Linked DNA regions of Mus musculus: region 2 is linked to region 1. The links are chromatin loops, found by intact Hi-C in ENCODE. Cell type or tissue: gastrocnemius. All regions are shown on one strand. Each heading gives the region's core, and the rest is flanking DNA. Links, peaks and the distances in the headings are about the cores only.

The links. A loop is a pair of places that touch in the nucleus more often than their neighbours do. Peaks named below come from ENCODE experiments on the same cell type or tissue, not always from the same donor. Only the 100,000 strongest peaks of a DNase experiment are listed, where the experiment ranks them.
Region 2: a loop joins it to region 1, with 2.9 times the contacts of the local background. A loop is called at or near these places in 7 of 42 quality-filtered maps.

Annotation. Positions count from the first base shown.
Region 1 is chr3:87,613,532-87,622,815 of GRCm38, reverse strand. It overlaps Arhgef11 (Rho guanine nucleotide exchange factor (GEF) 11), which reads right to left and starts at 5,257. Exons shown (of 40, transcript NM_001003912.2): 1 at 4,024-5,257. The coding sequence starts at 4,055. In gastrocnemius, for the core only: no CTCF peak of the experiment used is centred there; a DNase peak (open chromatin) is centred at 5,333; H3K4me3 peaks cover 4,128 bases; H3K27ac peaks cover 3,272 bases.
Region 2 is chr3:87,520,342-87,529,625 of GRCm38, reverse strand. It overlaps Etv3 (ets variant 3), which reads right to left and starts at 4,048. Exons shown (of 5, transcript NM_001083318.2): 1 at 3,967-4,048; 2 at 2,310-2,368; 3 at 1,519-1,756; 4 at 287-402. The coding sequence starts at 2,355. In gastrocnemius, for the core only: a CTCF peak has its summit at 4,082; a DNase peak (open chromatin) is centred at 4,065; H3K4me3 peaks cover 2,096 bases; H3K27ac peaks cover 1,790 bases.

The sequences.
Region 1 (9,284 bases), core at 719-8,718:
ACGTGTGCATACACACACAGCGATCTTCCTCAGTTTCCCAAGTGCTGGGATTACAGGATGGGCCACCACACCTACCTATCAGTATTGTTTTTTTTTTCTTTTTGAGACAGAGTCTGTAGCTCAGGCTGGCCTAGACTCCCTATGAAGCCAAGGCCCTTAGATTTCCAATCCTCTGCCTCTACTTCTGGAGTGCTGACATTATAGGAATGACTGGTGACTGAACCTAGTTCTTCCCACAGCCCAGCAACAACTACTAACTAACTACCAACTAAGCTATACACCCAACCCAGTATTATCTTCTGTTCTTCTCACCTTGTATATTTCTGCAACAACAACAATCCTGTTCATTCTTAATTTCTCAAAATAATAGAATTTTATGATACTTCTTAACTTTTAAAATCATTATTATTGTTGTTGTTTTGAGACAGGTCTCAATACGTAGCCCTGGCTGGCCCCAGGCTTGATTTGTAGACCATCCTAGCTTTGAACTTCTAGAGATCCATCTGCCTCTCCTTCCCAAGCGCTGAGATTAAAGGTGTGCTCCACCATACCAGCTTTAGGTTGTTTTAGATTATTTAAGTCATGAAGTAGTACACAAAGCTAAGACAAAGCCATGAATTTACCACATAGAATTTAGATAGTTTCATAATTTAAAAAGCAATTTGGAATGTCTTCTCTCATCTGGTTTGCGCCTTTCAACAGCCCTGGAAGGAGATATAGTAAGCAAATTTCAAATAGCAAACCCAGAATCGTGTGAACTGGAGCTAACACTTGTGTGGAATTGCTGTCCTACACAGGAGGAAATAAATGGAGAAGACCAAGAATTCTTGGCATAACTGTGTTTTTTTCTAGTTTGGTCTTCACATGAACTACCTTTGTGCAGAGAAAAGCTGTTCTATAGATACAAACTCCTACCCTGCCCAGCCCCAAGAACATTTACCCCGAGGTATTGGGCATAATCTCTATTTACAATACCAAACACATTTTCAGAAAATATTGAAATTAAGATGAAGGGCAAAAAAGATATTATTTTTTACCCCTTCGAGGACAGGGGTAGCCACATCTCATCTCATCTCTTACAACCGATGATCACAAAGAGAGAAATCATCCAAAAAAAAACGCTCCATGACTCCCGTATGACTCAACATGACTTCCATGACTCAACAGGAGAAAACTGATGTAAAAGGCTGCCAAACAGGTAGCCCAGGCTTTATTTAAGGCACACTCAGTCTCTAGCTATATGATCCTCCAGCCTGTCCTCTTATCTCCTAGAAAATACGTAACGCCAAGGAAGTTTTTGCTGAAGTTTACCCTAGATTAACCACATAACCAAGTCATTAAAACAACTTTCGGTGGATGAATTCACACTTTTTGGTAAGTTCACTTAACCTCAACACAAGTCTGGAGTGTTTACGGATCACTGACTGCATACCAAGCACTGAACTTAGCAGATAGGACAAAAGCAAGCCAAACAACACAGCCCCTGCATTCAGAGCGGACTAGTACTTCTGTGGCCTTTGGGGTGTTGTATTGTTGAGCCAGGGTGAAACTCAGGCTGGCCTCAAACTCTCTAAGTAGCACAGGCTTCAGCCTTGTAATCCTTCCTGCTTCAGCTTCCCAAGTGCTGGAGTCATAAGCATGTGCCACGCACGGTGTCTACTTTCCAATTAGATCGCCTGCTCTCAGGAAGAAACGAATAATTTTCTAAAACCCTGACACCATCTCACACAATATATTGGCAAGCTAAAAGAGAATAGAATTCCTGACACCATAATTCGAAACACTTCCTTCTAATCTGTTACTCCAGTGTGGCATCAGACTAAATTATCATGCAGGAGGCGGAAGCAAGATTGAAAGTCCCAGATACACAGCAAGTTGGGAAGCCAGCTGGGGTGACAAAAAAAAAAAAAAAAAAAAAAAGATTGTGAATTATTTACATTCACAAGGTACAGAGCCTGCGACATCAAGTTCAACAGTGTACTTTGACTCTATTACTGCAAGATCAGGGAGGCCAGCAAGACAAAGCCAGAAGGGGACTTCAGTTTCAGGACTGACTGTGGCAGAGAGTCAGGCACGGTAAAAGCAAGCAAGGCCTTCCCATGGAATAACACACTGCTTTAACTCCAGAGATTATAGGTACAAAGTACAGGGGGACACTTGACAACTGCCAGAGAGAGCAAAATGGTGCCTTACCCATTCTAAATGGTGAGTCTATAAACCTCTGCAGACAGGATGGGCAACAGGAAGAACAGGGATTCAGAACTGGAACTTAAGATTTTACACTAGATCCTGACACTCCTCAGATAACGCTAAATGGCACTGAACAAACCGGGAATCCACTCAGTCGCCTCATCTGCAAAATGTGAGCAGTGACTTCCGGCTTGTCTACCTCACAGATACATCATAAGGTTCAAGGAAGCAGCGTGCTAAGGAGAGCACTTGGGAGCCTGAGGTCTGTATCTGTGAAGTCATGCAAGCTTCTAGAGGAACATCTCACATTAACCCAGAAGCCCTCACTGCCTCCTTCTCACACCCCTCAATTCCTGGTTCCCATCTGCTCACACCCCTGAACTAACAGAAATTATTCATCACCTCAAATCTTAATTTGAGTATACTAATCCCCCAGGTCTAAGAAGAGGGAGAGAAGGGCAGACATGCAAACCCTTCACCTTCTTACTCTGACAGCTTCAGTTATCCTTTCCCAGGGCCAAATTTCAGAAGACCACAATGGAAAAGGGAAGGGAGATGCCAGCTAGCCACATTGCCTCCGTGGTTGCCCGCTCTTCCCGACTGCAAGGCAGTTCCTTCCCCGCCCCCAACCCCCACTACTAAACAGATCTAACTGGGACCCTGAGACAACACAGAGGTGGTATTTGGGAGACATTATGTTTTAGGCCGCACTCCACAGTCAAAAGGAAATTACTATTAGCATGTATAGCCAAAGGTTAACTGACCCAGAGAGAGCAACTGCTGACTTACAGATAGATAGATAGATAGATAGATAGATAGATAGATAGATAGATAGATAGATAGATAGATAGATAGGTAGACTTCCAGATATTCCTTCCTACCTCACAAATACTAGTTTCCATTGGACTGTTAGTTTCCAACCACCTACCTATCTATCCAGTTAGGACGTATAGAATATCCACAAAACACACCTCCATAGAGGACTTTTAAGGAGGAAGGGTTGAAGAGGGAAAGGGGAAGGGATGGCCAGGCAGACACCTACCAAAGTTGTACTGCAAAGCCAGACCCAGCTCATGGGGGAAGGGGCATCATGTGCTTCCAGCTGATTTCAAGGGCCTAGGAGCCAAAACAACTCCTTCCGGCTTCAAGCAAAGGGAAGGCCTGTTTTGCAGAGTCAAGCTTATTGAGAACAGCTTGGAAGATTAAACCTGGAGCATCAATCAGCCTGTTGGTAGGTCTCAATTTAAACTCTCAACTGGAAGAAGAAATCCTAATGTGGCCTAAACATTTCCGAGCTCTATCAACCACTGGTGACACTGGTGACACTGTCCCAACATTTCAGGCAACAGCATCTTCCTCATTTTAAATGGGAACCACCCTACCTACCACTGTGCCCCACCATTCCATAACTATCAGCCTCATGGAGGCTCCCAGCCCTGTCAGCCGTCCCCCGACCCTCCCCAGATAGCTAAAGCTAGTCCCCACTCAGCCCTGTGGGTTCACATGAGCAGGTTTGGTCCAACCTGATCCCTAGGCTAGCAAGCTGGGGGACTCAGAGTGAGCCTTATACCTGGTGTAAGGTAAAAGCCACAGCAAGCATCACCCCCTCCTCTCAGCCTCACTGCTTACTGGTTAGAAAGGACACACAACTATGGGGTACATTTTGAACATGAACACACACCGAGGGTACAGAAACATATATACTGACACACTGACAGTCCTCATAGACCACAGCCTATCTATCCCACAGCCCAGCCAGGCAAACACAACACTTCCCCCCCAGTCATTTTAATAAGTGTTGGAAAAAAAAAATCCTCAATTATTTAAACATACCTGTCTATACTATGGGGCAACCGTATGCTCATGGTTTCTCCGTGTCTCCACAGTTCTGGAATCCTGTAGTTTCTTTGGGCGTCTTGATCAGGCCTGAGTCCCTTGCAATTTTGAAGGAAGGTGAGAGGAAGGCCTCCCAAGTTGAAGACTGAATCCTTGTTTCTTCCAGCTGTCAGGACCCTGGTAACTGCAGTGCTATTCTGCTTCTATCGGTTAACATGGTCTCCTCCTTCCTTCACCCTTAACCTTCCCCTCCCTCGTCTTAAAAAAGAAAATGAAAAGAAAAAAAGAGAGGAAAAACTATGACCTTCTTAGAAACCAAACTGTTAACCACAAATCTCTTCAAGGTTAGCCCTACGGGCTAAAAACTGAACCACAGAAAGAATCTGACTTCAAAATATCAGTCTTAGTTGCAGACAGATAAAAGCCATCCTTTCAATCCAGTTTCCCCAGCTGTCCTTCTGTTGACAGGGAAGCCTTAAGCTCCAAAGGTTGAAAAAAAAAATCTCTGGTTTCCAAATGCTTAAAATGCCAACAGCAGAATTATTCCAGGGAAGGAAAAACAAAAACAAAACAAAACAAAACAAAAAGGCTGAACAAATCCGAAATGGCACTTGGGAGAAAAATCTTCCAGACGATTTGCACAGTTAAAATAAATAAAACCACACAGCAGTATGTACACAACACGGTCCAGTGCAGCCCTGGGAAGCAAAATTTGCGGATTTCTTTTAAAAATCAAAACAAAACAACCATCTTCTTCTACAGTAAAGGTTTTTGAATTCTGAAATGAACCAATTGTGCAGACACACACACAACAATCACAAAACACCTGAAGCGCAATGCTTTCTACCTTCAAAACGGTAGCATTGGCCAAACCCCCAGGAAATCTTAAACCTTCTTTTCCCTTTCGACTTGCAGGTTCCTCCACCTAACCCAGCCTCAGATCGGCCTTTTTCTCAGACAATTTCCTCAGTCAGCTCTGTGTGCTCCAGCACGTCCAGGCTCCGAAAGTCTCTCTCGCCGCAGCGCTCTGGAGCGGTAGTCCCGCTTCCCCCTCGCCCGCCGATCGTGTCCGGCGACCCGCTCCTAGTATTGTTGCGGCTCGGTTAGGGCCAGGGCGCCCTCCACAGCGGCGCGGAGAGCCCGGGCCGCGGCCTCGGCCTCCGTGCCCACCCGCCCGCCAGCCACAGCCTCCCCGCTCGGCCGCTCCCGGCGTCCGCGTCGCGGCCGCTGCGCTTCCGGCCCCGCCCCCGCGCGCGCTCGCTCGCTAAGGCCAAGCCCGCTGCCGCCGGCCGGCTCCGCCCCACCCCCGCTCCGCCCCGCCCCGCCACCGCCCCGCCTCGCCCCGCCTCGCCACAGCCCCGCCACGGCGGACTCCGCTCGCCCGGGCCGGCCGCTGGCTCCTCCTTGGCGCCGCCCGCCCTTTCACAGCCCCGCGCGCCCCCGGTCCGCGCGCTGCGGCCTAGCTGCTCCCGGTGCTGCTGTCCCAGAGACTCGACCTTTGTTTCCGCAGTGTCCGCTGGCCGCGCCTCTGTCTGCGCTCTCGCTGCGGTCCCGTCCTCCTCTGCCCGTTTTCACTCATTTGTCGCGCTCCTTTCCAAGTTACCAGGAACCCTCTTAGCTGTGCCCTCGCCCCTCTGAGCACCCACCGTCTCTCCCCTCGCGGCTGTACTCGATTTAGCTTGGGTATCTTGTATGGCTCTGCCTTTTAATTTCAATGCAAAAGCCTTTGCAGGGCAATGTTATTTCGATGACACACACCCCCTTCGTGAAATCACGGTTTCTAAATCTCTTCAAGTAACTGTCGGAAGTCAGAAGTAAAGATTGAAGTAAAAAGGAGACTTTTCCAGTACAGGTTGATGAATACACTTTGTTATTTTGTGTGTGTGTGTGTGTAATATGTGACTTCCTGGTGAGACCAGACATCTGTTAACATTAGATAGTGCACCAACAGTTTTACTGAAGCCTGTTCTCAACAGCCAGTGGATTTATTGGGGTTACTTCTAGGAGTACAAACCCCTAAAGGCAGAGGCACCAGCAAAAACCCATCTCCGCATGGATGAGGACGGTGGACTACTGACCTCTACCACTAGAGCTATTGGAGTTGATATTGTTTCTATAACCGTGGGGAGCAGCACTGTGACTCTTGAAACAACTTCTTGAAATTTCTGAGTGCTTGCCATCTGAACCTTAACAATTGCTGCGCTCTTCCACAGGTGTGCTTGTGGAGCCCAGAGGACAAGTGTGGGTGGCATTCTTCCTCAAATGCCAAACAACCTCACCCCTTCTCTGGAGCCTGGTCTCTCTCCACAGCCCCAGCTTGCTGAGTAGGCCAAGAATGGCTGGTGAGTAAGTGCCACCCTCTTACCCTTCTCAGCATTGTGAGAGCAAGTTCACAGCCACCCAAACTCAGCCTCTTTATGTGTGTTCTAGGGGGTTGCTGGGTAGCAGTTTCCACTCAGAACCTTCTCTCTTGGAGAGAAATCCTATAAGACATAGGATATGAAAAGGGAAGCGAAACATATTTTTTAGGCAAAATGTTCGAAGGAGAGGTAAAACATGCTATCCCGTGGAGAAGCTCCTTCAGACAGGAAGTACAAACTCAAAACAGCTTCAGAAGGTTCCTGAAACTGACTAGATTCACTAGACCCCTCCCTCCCCAAGCATATGTAATCAATAAGAACGATTTAGAATCATCCTCAGACAATCCAACTTTAAGACCAGCTAAGCAGCCTGGAAGAGGCTCAGAACAACTGAGCTACCTACCTAGAGAGAACACTACAGTATGGTGAGCTGCTGTAGAGTGTGCAGTGTGCTCCAGGTTTCCAGCTTTGGTGGGATGCTCTTTGGGGATGCTACTGTCTTTAAGTCATTTCTGTTCCTATAAGAAAGACCCTACCCACGTTTCTGTAAGCAGCCCTAATAAGACTCATTGGTTCCCCAAATTGGACTGTGGTGGTCTCTATACTGTGTTCTGCTCTTAGTCCCTTTCTGGAGTGGGTAGATACTTGGTTACATCTTCTCAGGAAATGTCTGTCACACAGTAGGGTTGAACTTGTACTTGCCATGCATGTTTTTACTAAGCCTTATCTCCAGATGCTTGTATCTTTGTTTTGAGATAGTGTTTTCACTAAGTATCTCAGGCTGCCCACAATCTCTGAGCAGTCACATATGGGATTTATTAGACTGGTTTACTGGTTGTGGTCCAACAGTAGCTGTCTTACCAATGGAGGGCCAAAATAAGAATCCAGTAGCCATTCAGTCCACAAGGCGGGATGTCTCAGATGGTCTTCACTATATACCAGAATCCTGAAGAAGTAAGCTCTAATGCCAGTGGAGAAATGGATTTACCAGCAAGAGTAAGATCAAGCAGGCAGAGAGAGAAAGCTTCCTTCTTCCATGTCCTTTATATAGGCTGCTACTAGAAGATATGACCCAGATTAAAGGTGGATCTTTCAACTTCAAAAGATCCAGATTAAAAGTGGGTCTTCCTACTTCAAATGACTTTATTAAGAAAAAATATATATATATCTCAGGCCAGGCGTGGTAGGATGCTTCTTTAATCTTAGTGCTCAGGAGGCAGAGGCAGGTGGATCTCTGTGAAACAGGTACCAGGACAATCAGAGCTACACAGAGAAACCCTGTCTCAAAAACACAAAACAACAAAAACAAAGAAAGAAAAGGAGGAGGAAGAAGAAGAGGAGGAGGAAGAGAAGAAGAAGGAGAAAAAGGAGAAGGAGGAGGAGAAGAAAGAAGAAAGAAGAAAGAAGAAGGAGGAGGAGGAGGAGGAAAGGAAGGAAGGAAGGAAAGAAGGAAGGAAGGAAGGAAGGAAGAAAGAAAGAGAGAAAGAAAGAAAGAAAGAAAGAAAGAAAGAAAGAAAGAAAGAAAGAAAGAAAGAAAAAGGAAGAGGAGGAAGGTCCTTCATAGATGTACCAGGCCACCTGGGTTTTAGTTAATTCCAGGTGTAGTCAAGTCGACAACCAAGAATAGCCATCACAAGTTCACTCCTTGTCAACTTGACACACAATCTTATCTCCTTAAGTCAGGCTTAATTTCTAAATGAAAACAATAACTAGGTCATAATTACATCTAACATGATAAAAACTATCCTACATACAATTAATTACAAATGCATTATATATTTAAACCATAATTATACCTAACATGATATAACTATACTCCATACACAAACGCATTGCAAATTTTAGAATAGATGGCATTATCTCTTTTAGTATCTCAAACTTAAATATTATAAACACTGATACTCTCTTCATTGATGTTACATCATATGATAAAGAAATCGAGGAACAAAAACCACAAATGTATGTACAAACACATGCTTAGCCAGGCGTGGTGGTGCACGCCTTTAATCCCGGCACTTGGGAGGCAGAGGCAGGTGGATTTCTGAGTTCGAGGCCAGTCTAGTCTACAGAGTGAGTTCCAGGACAGCCAGGGTTATAAAGAGAAAGCTATTTGTTATATCAATATCTGCATACAACATACTAGACCATGGTCCAGGAGATGCGTTAATCTTCTCAATTAAGGACACTACATTGGAACAGCATAGGAGCCACTACTTGAGTTTTTGATAGTCAGCTGTCATTCTCCATGATCCATCTGTCTTCTGCACTAATCAGATAGGAGAGTTAGTGGGAGATGTGATGGAAGCCACAACCCCTGCATCTTTCAAGTCCTTGATGGTTGCACCATTTTCTGCAGTTTCTCAAGGAATGCAATACTGCTTTGGATTCACTATTTTCCCTGGTACAGACAATTCTAAAGGCTTCCATTTAGCTTTTTCAACCATAGATAGCCTTTCCAAAACTCACTCTACAAGTCAGAATGTGAGAATTCTGCCAATTTCTAAGTATGTCCAAATATGTATTCTAGGATTGAGGAAATAACCATGGGATGAGTTCAGGGACCCAGGGAACCTACTTTGAGTCAGATTTCAACCAAAACTCCATAAATCACCTGGCCTCTATAAGCCCTAACTTTAACTGATGGACCACATTGTTTCTTGGGATGTCCTGGAATCAGAATCAATTCAGAACCAGTATCCAATAGACCCTGGAAAGTCTGATTGTTTCTTTTCCCCCCAGTTTACAGCTATCCTTGTAAAAGGCTGTATTTTTCTATGGAAGGAGAAAGCCTAACAGTACAACTTTTAGGTACTTTATCAAGGTCCTTCCTAAGGAGAACCTGGCTGGCCCTTCATTCAAATCTGCAAACTGACTCAAGTCTGGAAACTGATCCACAGG
Region 2 (9,284 bases), core at 400-8,399, 93 kb after region 1:
TATGGGCTCATTCCCCAAATTGAGTTCAGTTGCTCTCCAGGAGACTGAAAATAGTTCATATAAAGGGGGAAGCAAGCGTATCGGAGCCCCGCACAGCTCATCGGAGCCCCGCGCAGCCCACTACCCCCATAGATGAGTAAGGAGGGCTTGAGGTAGTCTAGGGGATCACGTTACTTCACTGCTTCTAAACATCTCCTTACACGGGGAATGTCTCAGATTTGGGCTTTTAAAAATTCTTTTAGAATTCAAACCCACTCTCCATCACAGGTGCTTGCCTGCATCTTACCACTCGAGCGAATGTTGATGAACGGGTAGTTGGGCATCACGAGCTTGTTGAAGTTAAACTTGTAAGTAAACCTTTTCCCTTTTGTTTTATGAAGGATCCTCTTGTTGTAATAGTATCTACAAAGGAAGGACACACGGTTCAGCATTTGCTACACTCAAGTAATTACCAAGACCAATCCTGGCTCTTAAGCACTGCTTACAAAAACCTCCAGCATCCCTTTGTCGCCTGGCCCTGGAGTTAGGCCTTGCAGACCTAAGCGCTAACTCCAGTGTCAGCCTGGCTGTAGTCTTTGGCCAGAGCTTGACGACTCTGCTTTAAGATCCCAAACGCCTTCCTTGGTTCTAACCACTCACCGTCTCATTTCTCTACAGTTTCGATCTACAGTCCACTTCCTTCCTGCTCCACTGTGAATAAAACTAACTGTGCAGTTGCTTTCTGTCTTGCCCTGGTTGGGTCTGACAAGTCTTCAGGGAAACCTCCCGAGGTCAGTCAGGAGCCCAAGCGCAAGGAAGAAGCAAAGCGCCGGAAACCTGTTTTACAGTAGCAAGTGGGATATGGGATGAGCTGGGAACCACCACCACCACCCTGGCCTTCTGCACCTTTAATGTGGCACACATAGGATGTGGGAGGCTCCAGATAACATTTCACTGCCTAGATTTTACACTCTCACTACTGAGAATGGAATCTCTGGCGTCTATTATGTAGCAGATATCATCAACTACCTGCTGGCCCCTTGAGGACAGAAGAGTTATAAAGTTTAAAAGCTGACAGAGAAGACATGCAGGCATGCAGGCTGCGGCCCGGGTACGTGAGCAGCTGGGCTCAGAGCCACTCAGGCAAACCTCCCTGCCATACTCGGTTTTTCCCTTCTCGATTCCTCTATAGAAGAGCCTACAGCAAAGAAATGGTAGGAATTTCCCAACAGGGAAGTCTACACTAATCCTGTGGATTATCAGTGAGTCCGAGTCCATGTTTCGCCATGTATTCTTACCCACTACAAAGCAGAACCAGCTGTCAGGAGCCAGTGCCAGCCACATTGGAACTCCCTCCCACCCCCTTCACCTCCTAGGCCACTCAGACCCGACACCTCTTTTCTCACACTTTCAAGTCACACACCACTCGAGGAGCGCAGTCCTTCATCACCTGATACCCTTTCTGATAACAGTCACAGAACTGCACACTCTCTTTCCAACTTTGTTAATGCCACACATCTGGGGGCTCATTTCTCTCACCTGAGGGCCCGGCTCAGCTTGTCATAGTTCATCTGTGGTTTGCACTTCCTGCGGCCCCAGAGGCGAGCCACTTCATCTGGATCCTTGATGACAAACTCCCCGTACTCTCCCTGCTGCCAGGCGATGACATGGCGGAACTCTTCCTTCTGCAGCAGTTCCAGGATGAAGTGCCACAGCTGGATCTGCCGGGAGCCCGGCGACGACTCGGCTTTGTAGGCCCAATCCGGAAACTGATACCCTTGTGTGGGAAAGAGGGCAAGATCAAAGTAGCTAGGAGTTAGGTACAAACATGCCAGTACCCCCACCTCCACATTCCACGGCTCACAGTCTCTAGAGTACTTGGCAAACACACCCTTCCAGTCAGCTAGGCTCAGCACGAAGAGGAGAGGAAAGGATGGAGAAATTACCCATACTTGTGGCAATCACTGATATCTAACACAAGTTGGGCAGCAGTGCCTATATACCCTAATTCGTGACCTTTCCATGTAGATTACCTATTTGACACGATAGGTCAAAAAGGAACAAAGAAGAAAGATAAACTAATGTTTTAGGGACATATGGCAGAAGGCACCTTATCCCCAGACACGAAAACGTGCAGTAAACGTGTGTAGGGTGCGAAAGCTATATGCTTATTCATAGGAAACAGGCCTACAGCCACTCTACCAAGATCTAGACAGCTGTGAGACCTTCGGTCGTGGTCTAGCATTTGTCAACTAAGCCCAAGTAGGGAGAACAGGAAGCACCAAGGGACATTCCAGATCTATCAGCGACGATGACGAACTTCTGCTCACCTCCACCTCCTTCTGGCTTTTCCACGATGCTACAGCCTGCTTTCATTTTCGCCCTCCTGCTGAGAGAGACAAGTCACACTACTATTTTGAGATGTTATGAATTATCTAATTAAGGCTTTTTTGGGGGGGAGGGTCACAGTTCCCCCCCCCCAACATCCTTCTTGTTGCCTTTACTTCGTTTCAAAGCCTTCTTTAACCTTTCAAACATGTCACCTCTAAACTAGTAATCCTCATGTCCTCAAATGATGGTCCTTGGGTCATCCACCTCAAAAGCCATAATTATCTCTCACCTGACCTTAGCCGCAAAGTGTAAACACTGTCCTTAATATCTGCTTTCTTCCTTGTGACCAACCGACCCTCCGACATAAGAGAGGGAAGGGAACAGTGAAAGAAGTCCAAAACGGCAGCAAAAGCAAGCCACACAGTTTGTTTTCTGTTGGTAGACAAGCCCAGATGCCAAGATACACAAGCCTGAATTCACCCAGACACACCAACTTAAGAAGTGGGAGAAAAAAAAAAATCCAAATCCCCTATTCAAAAAGGAACATCCGATCCTACGTATTTCTTGAATTGTGTGAGAAGGACATCTTCCAGTCAGAAACTGGGCTCACCTTCCAACAGTATTCTGAGATACAGAAAGTAAACATGTCCTGTGTACAGCCACTCCATACAAGAAACATGTCACTTTCCTAAAATTTTGTGAAAAAAAATGTTATGCCATCTACTTAACAGGGAAATAAAAAGGGTAAAGTAGGTACTTCAGATCGCCTGGCCGGTGGAGGAAGGCATCTTGCTAGGATCTGAATTCATTCCATGCAGATTTATAGTTCCTCAATAAATTTCCCGTTCCCAGCAGCAGACAGCTTTGTGTCAGTCCTTCAGCGAATAGGAGGAGAGGGTGAAACTGACCGGGAATGACGGAGGAGGAGAGACCTGACTTACTCTCATTACCCTGCAGGGTGGACAGCCCCCGGCACCAACCAGAGCAGGTCTGGAGCAACTGCAGGTGCTTCAGAGGCCCCAGGGTGGGGTGGGACAAATTCCTAATCTTGGAAATTTCATCTAACCTAGAATTCCTCTAGGTGTTCTGCATTTTCGTTGACGACAAATACACTAAGGAGAACAGTAAGTTTCAGTCCATGACAACCCTCGGGATCCAGGAGCTGACAAATGGCTCAAGGAAAGAGGCAACAGACAGACAGTGGCACACACAGGATATACACAAGTAACAAGGCACCAGGGCTGGGCAGAGCTTCCTCTCCCATTTCCGTGATGATGGGGTTGAAGAGACACCGATTTCTCCAAGGCTCTGGGACACTGTCCGGGACTAACTCCTACCCTGCGCTGTCGGATCGCAGGGCCCTTTCCCTGCTCCAGAACACCCTTCAGCCTGGTGTCCGTGGGCTCGCGCTGGCCGACGCCCGAGCCGGGCACCCTCTCCTCGATCCTCCGGCCCCCGATGTGCCCATCCAGCCCCTCGGAGCCCGCAGGCGCGTCTGCAGGTGTTCGCGACTCCCCCAGGGCGCTCGGTCACCCTCCCGGCCTGCGGCGGGGCTCGCCGCTCCCGCTGGTCCGCAGCGGCTTCCACGGCCGCCCTCATCCGCGTCCCTTCCGTCCTGCCCGCGCGGGCCGCGACCGCCGACGCCACCAGTCTCACCTCTCCGGCGCCGTCCGTCTCCACTCGGGCTCCTCCGCGGCAGCTCGGGCTCCTCCTCATCCACCCAGAAGGAAGTGACTCCGCGGCGGCTTTCGTCACTTCCACTCTGGGCCAGGGTGGGAGGGGGCGGTGTCGTGAGCGGCACGGCTTCCGCCCAGAAGGTACCGGTGCCCCTCCGTGGCTCGGAGGCCGCGGGGCTGGAACCCTCTGCAGAAGGAAGGCTCTTCCGCGCTGACAGGAGCACAGGAGCTTCAGAGGCACGTGCGAAGTTGGCCTTGCCTTGCACTGTTCCATTTTTAGTCCTGATCTGCCTCGTCCAAGTGTTACAGCGTGCACGACTTTGCCATTCAAACACCGCTCCCCCCTCCCTTTCCCTTTGCCTTTTGTTCCCGATTAAGCAATTACAATTTTGTCCCAGACAAATTTTGTTCAAGAGTTAGTGATAAGGGATGTGAAATCAGCTTCCGTAATTCCAAATGGTTCCCAGCCCTAGTTTCCCTCCAGAGGCAGTGTTGGGACCAGTAAAGGTTAAGTGGATGAGAGTGAAAAGTGGTGAAAAGTGGGGGAAGGCGAAGATGAGAGGCAGAATTGAAGTCTTCATCGAGTGCACGAGTGCGTAGCAACAACTTTATGCAATCACAACCTTTCCCTCCTGGGAACGACACAGAACATGGAAGTCTTACCATGATTTGTATCAAAGGTTGGCTTCTAGCTTTGGATATGCCTATTAGCACCTCCCTTCCCAGACTGGCCAATGAATTTGTAATTATCTCATGCTGTACTTGTGTGTGTAGGATTATAGGTATATACTACCACAACTGGCCTTCTGGCTTCTACTACTGTTTTGTTTGTTTTGCCAGAGGTCTTGACAATGTATCTCTGACTGCCCTAGAAAGCACTATGTAGAGACCCAGGTTGGCCTCGAACTCACAGAGATCTGCCTGCCTCTGCCTCACACTTGTTGGGATTAAAGATATGTGTCACAATGCAAGACTAATAATTGATAGTTCTTGAGGTCTTGAGATAAGTTCAGTACTCAGTATGGCCTAAGGTTACCTTACCTGCTTAAAAAGGAAGGACTAGTGTTGGTGAGGTCTAGTTTTCCCGCCCCTTCTAGTTTGAAAGTCAGTAAAATGAACAAAATTTAAATACCATTGAGAGGATTAGAAATATGAGCACTCTGAGCATAGAAATTGCTTTATAATGGTTTCCATCTTCTGTCCAGTCTAGAACACCATTTTCTATGTTTGGGTCTACAGAACAAATGCTAGGGTTTAGCCGAATCAGCAGTTCTCGACCTGTGGGTTGACCCCCTTTAGTAAGCCCCTATGTCTAAACCTATTTACATTGCAATTCATAACAGTAGCAAAATTACAGTTATGAAGTAGGAACGGAAATAATTTTATGGTTGGGGTCACCACAACATGAGGAACTGTATTAAAGGGTCACAGCATTAGGAAGGCTGAGAACCACCGAGCGAAATGAACATAACATTTTAGTCCTCTTGCCTTCAACTACTGATGGGCTTTGTTACCTCGGTTAAGTAGTCACTGTCACTTCCTCTTCTGTTTGAATGTAGTATTTTTGGAGTATTCCCGTGGACACCTTTAGATGTTTAGTAGTATCTTATTGCGTAGGAGATTACAATAAGTACTTCCTTGATATTTAATGTGTGAACACCATGTTCTACGACTTAGGACGGAGGATGGCACAGTGTAAATATAGCATATGGTTAGGTGGTGAGAAAATGATCTTGAGACTGATAAGAATCCTCAAAGTCTCACACCATTCATGCAAACCTTAGTCATTGTCAACTCCGAAACCAAGGCGATCAGAATGAGCGGTTTCTTCAGAAACTGAGGTTGCCAACCTTCAGCTCATGGGTTAGGTGGGCACGGCTAGCACCAGCAATAATCGAGGACTGGTAGCCAGAGTATGGGGATACTTTCTGTAGATAGTTCCTCTAGATTTTTCTATGGCTATTTCTCTAACTAGGGTCACAGAGGATGAATAAACGCACTTTACACAGATGAACTGGCCTCAGTATTTGGCTTGAGCCTGAACTGATATCTTGAGAAATGTTTATGTCACAGCAGATTTCAACAGAGTTCATATTCTGAGAACTTAGTTAATCGCCTGAAACTTAACAGGGGAATTTAGCTTTGATAAAGCAAACTGGACAATACAAAGGTTTGGGTTGCTCACTGGAAACCTTAACAGTGTGACAGAACCTGGGAGGGATCTGGAGGGGGCAGATTGGGACGGATAGGGACTTCCTACCTAGTTTACCAAAGTCCCTATCTACTGTGTACACCACTCCATGGCTGCCATCATCATCTGTTGCAAACAGGCTTTTACAAGTTGAAGATTCTTTATGCTCTTGAAATGGGGAGAGCATGTACCTTCTACAAGTACGGGCGTGGAAACACTTAGATATAGCCTACTAGTCAAGCTATCTTGTAATCACTCTTGAATTTCCAGTTGCTCAAAGTAACTTTGACGCTGCCTTCCTCCCCCTCCCCACCCATATTTGTAATTGTCCCACATCTAGGATCAGGTTCCGTTCTAAGCCATGCATTCTCAAAATTCCATTCTTACTAAAATACAGCTATTCTCTGATTCCTAAATCTAAAGAAGAGCAGGGCATAGTGACATATGACTGATTCCAGTCACTTGGGAGGTAGAGGAAGATCAGAAGTTCAAGACCAGCATCCATACAGAGAGTTTGGGGATGGTCTGAGTGACATGAGACCTTGTCTCAAAAAACAAAACAAAACAAAACAAAACAAATCAGAGAGGAAATTCTATTTTCCTTCCAACAACCCCTCCTGGATTGGAATCCTCTCCCTACCTCCAGCTTGCATTACTTAACTGCTCCCATTTTTATTTATGCACTCAAAGGTTTCCACACCCTGAACCTACCTGAACATGTGTATAATAAAAGTCTCTCCTGTCTACTCTTGCAGAGGCTGCTGTTTCTATTCCGAGGACTTGTGTCATGGACATACTTCTTCTTCCTAGAGTGTTTGCCTTAGCTTGCAGGCCACCACATAGGCTCTGTCCCTTCGCTAGAAGCACCCAAAGATGCCTCTTCCTCTGCTGTCAGGTGGAGGCTCTGGTGAGTGTTCCTGCACCCACTTCTTAGTCACCTCTAGAAGGCAGGACACCTCACCCCCCCCAAAGTGTATCCTTCCTGAACTTGGACTTCCAAGACCCAGGCTTCAGTCCCTGTTCTGTGTTTGCTATCTGTTCTCTGACTGGACACTATTAGCATCCCCTGAGTGTCCACCTCCTCCTAGCTAAGACGGGACACTACTGATGTTCTTGGTGAGGACAGAGTATAATAGCCTTTCTAAACTCTGGATCATAATTACTTTTACCACCATCTCTGATTCCACACTATTCTTGGTATCAAGAGCTCAAACTTGACAGCAGTTACCACATAATTTTACAAACTTTGAGTAGATTCAGTGTTTTAAACTTGGTTCATAATCTAATGAGAAAAAAGTATTTTTGTCCCCAGAATTCAGGCTTTTGGGTTTCTTACTTTCTGATGCCTAGCCTTGGGTGATGCATGCCAGTCATTCTCTGTTTCAGTTTCTCAGTCAAGTGATCATGCTAAGATGTTCTGGGGGTGGGGGATGGGACATTCTCAGTTGGCAGAGTGCTTGTCTGTTAAACACAAGACTCCACGTTAGACTCCTAGCAGTACACAGAGGAGTGTGCCAGCTAACACTAATCCCAGCACTTGGGAAGTAGGAGACCAAGAGTTGAAGATCTTCTTCCTCTACATGCTGAATTTAAAACCAACCTGGAGTACATGATGCTCTGAGCAAATAAATAAATTCCAGGAAGAAGAAGAAAAAAAGATACTAAAATATGATTGATAGAGATGAACTCAAAGACACGAAGGCTGATATAAAATTGGTGTTATTTACACCTCTAATACCGCAGTGTGCTCCTCAGTAAAGTGAAGATAAATTATAGAATAAAGTTGGACTAGATGTTATTTGCATTTTGGCATGTTGGACTAGACTAGCTTGTAAGCTCAGTTTGGTTTGTTTTTCCCATCAACCTAAGGTCATTGTAAGGATAGAGGAATTAATGTCGGTAACATGATTGGGGATCCCCAGTTAAAAGGTTAAGTGGGTCCAAAGCAGAAGTAGCTTTGCTCCAGGTTACAGCCAAGCCAGGAGGAGCAGAGAGCTTGGCTACTTATTTGCAATGACTTGGGGACTCAAGGACTCTCCGGGATTCTACATCCCTCACAGTCCACAAATACCCCGGCCTCTCATTTCCCCTTTTTAAGTCTTAGTTCCCCTTCAGATCAGCACAGTGGAGAGGGTAGTGAGAGAGAGATCATGAGGAGCAGGATGGGAGAACAGGATCTACATGAGGAAATGACTGCTCGGGCTATTTTGGCTTTGTTTTATTCCTGGCAGCTCAGGAGAAAGATTCCCCTGCTGAAACCTTTGGTTGTCAGTCTATGTGTTGCTTCTTCCAGGAAGCCCATGGAAGCAGTGGGAGCAGCCGGCTAGCTTGTGGTGGGAACCCATCTAGATTGTGCTTTCCAAGACCTGGCATTTGTTTTCCAAACCTTGACCTGCTCGCTACACAAACATTTTAAAATTGAATATTTATCCACTGTTCACATCTGGCTCTCATTCTCTTCTTTTTCATTACTATCAGTGCCACTTGCCATCTGGAGAGGACAGGAATTTTGTTTATCTCTTTCTCTTGTATAATCGCCTATAAAACGACAAGCGCTGCGACAGAGACATGGGGTCATAGTCTAGTACACACCAGCTACACTCATTTTGAGCCTGCCACAAGTGATGTCTCTCAGGAAGTTAATTAAAGTCTGTTGCCTCCTTACTTTAGAAGAGCTTTGCTGTAAGAATTGTCTGTTTGTGTCCCAGGATCTTGGAGATGAGTGAACATCAACGTCATTTCTTTAGCCTCTCACCCAGTGCCACCAGCTCCTTTTTAAACCCTCATGGTGACTCCAAGTTCACCACTTAACTTACAACCCAGTCAATGTTTTTTCATCATAAAATGTGTCATACCTACATGAAAATTTATGATGGGCCATGGAAAGACCATAGCACAATAAAAGATCTAAACTTCTACCACAGGGCAAAGAATAGAAGTTACTTTGTCCTAGAAGTCTCCTGCCCAAATCTTGGCCTCTGCTGGAGTTCATTGAAGTGTTGACCACCATTAACATTGTAGGAAGTCTTATCTCGTATGGAGCTGACACATGTCATTTCTAATCCCGACACTTGGTTCTGGGCTCTGGTGCTCCATGGTTAAATGTA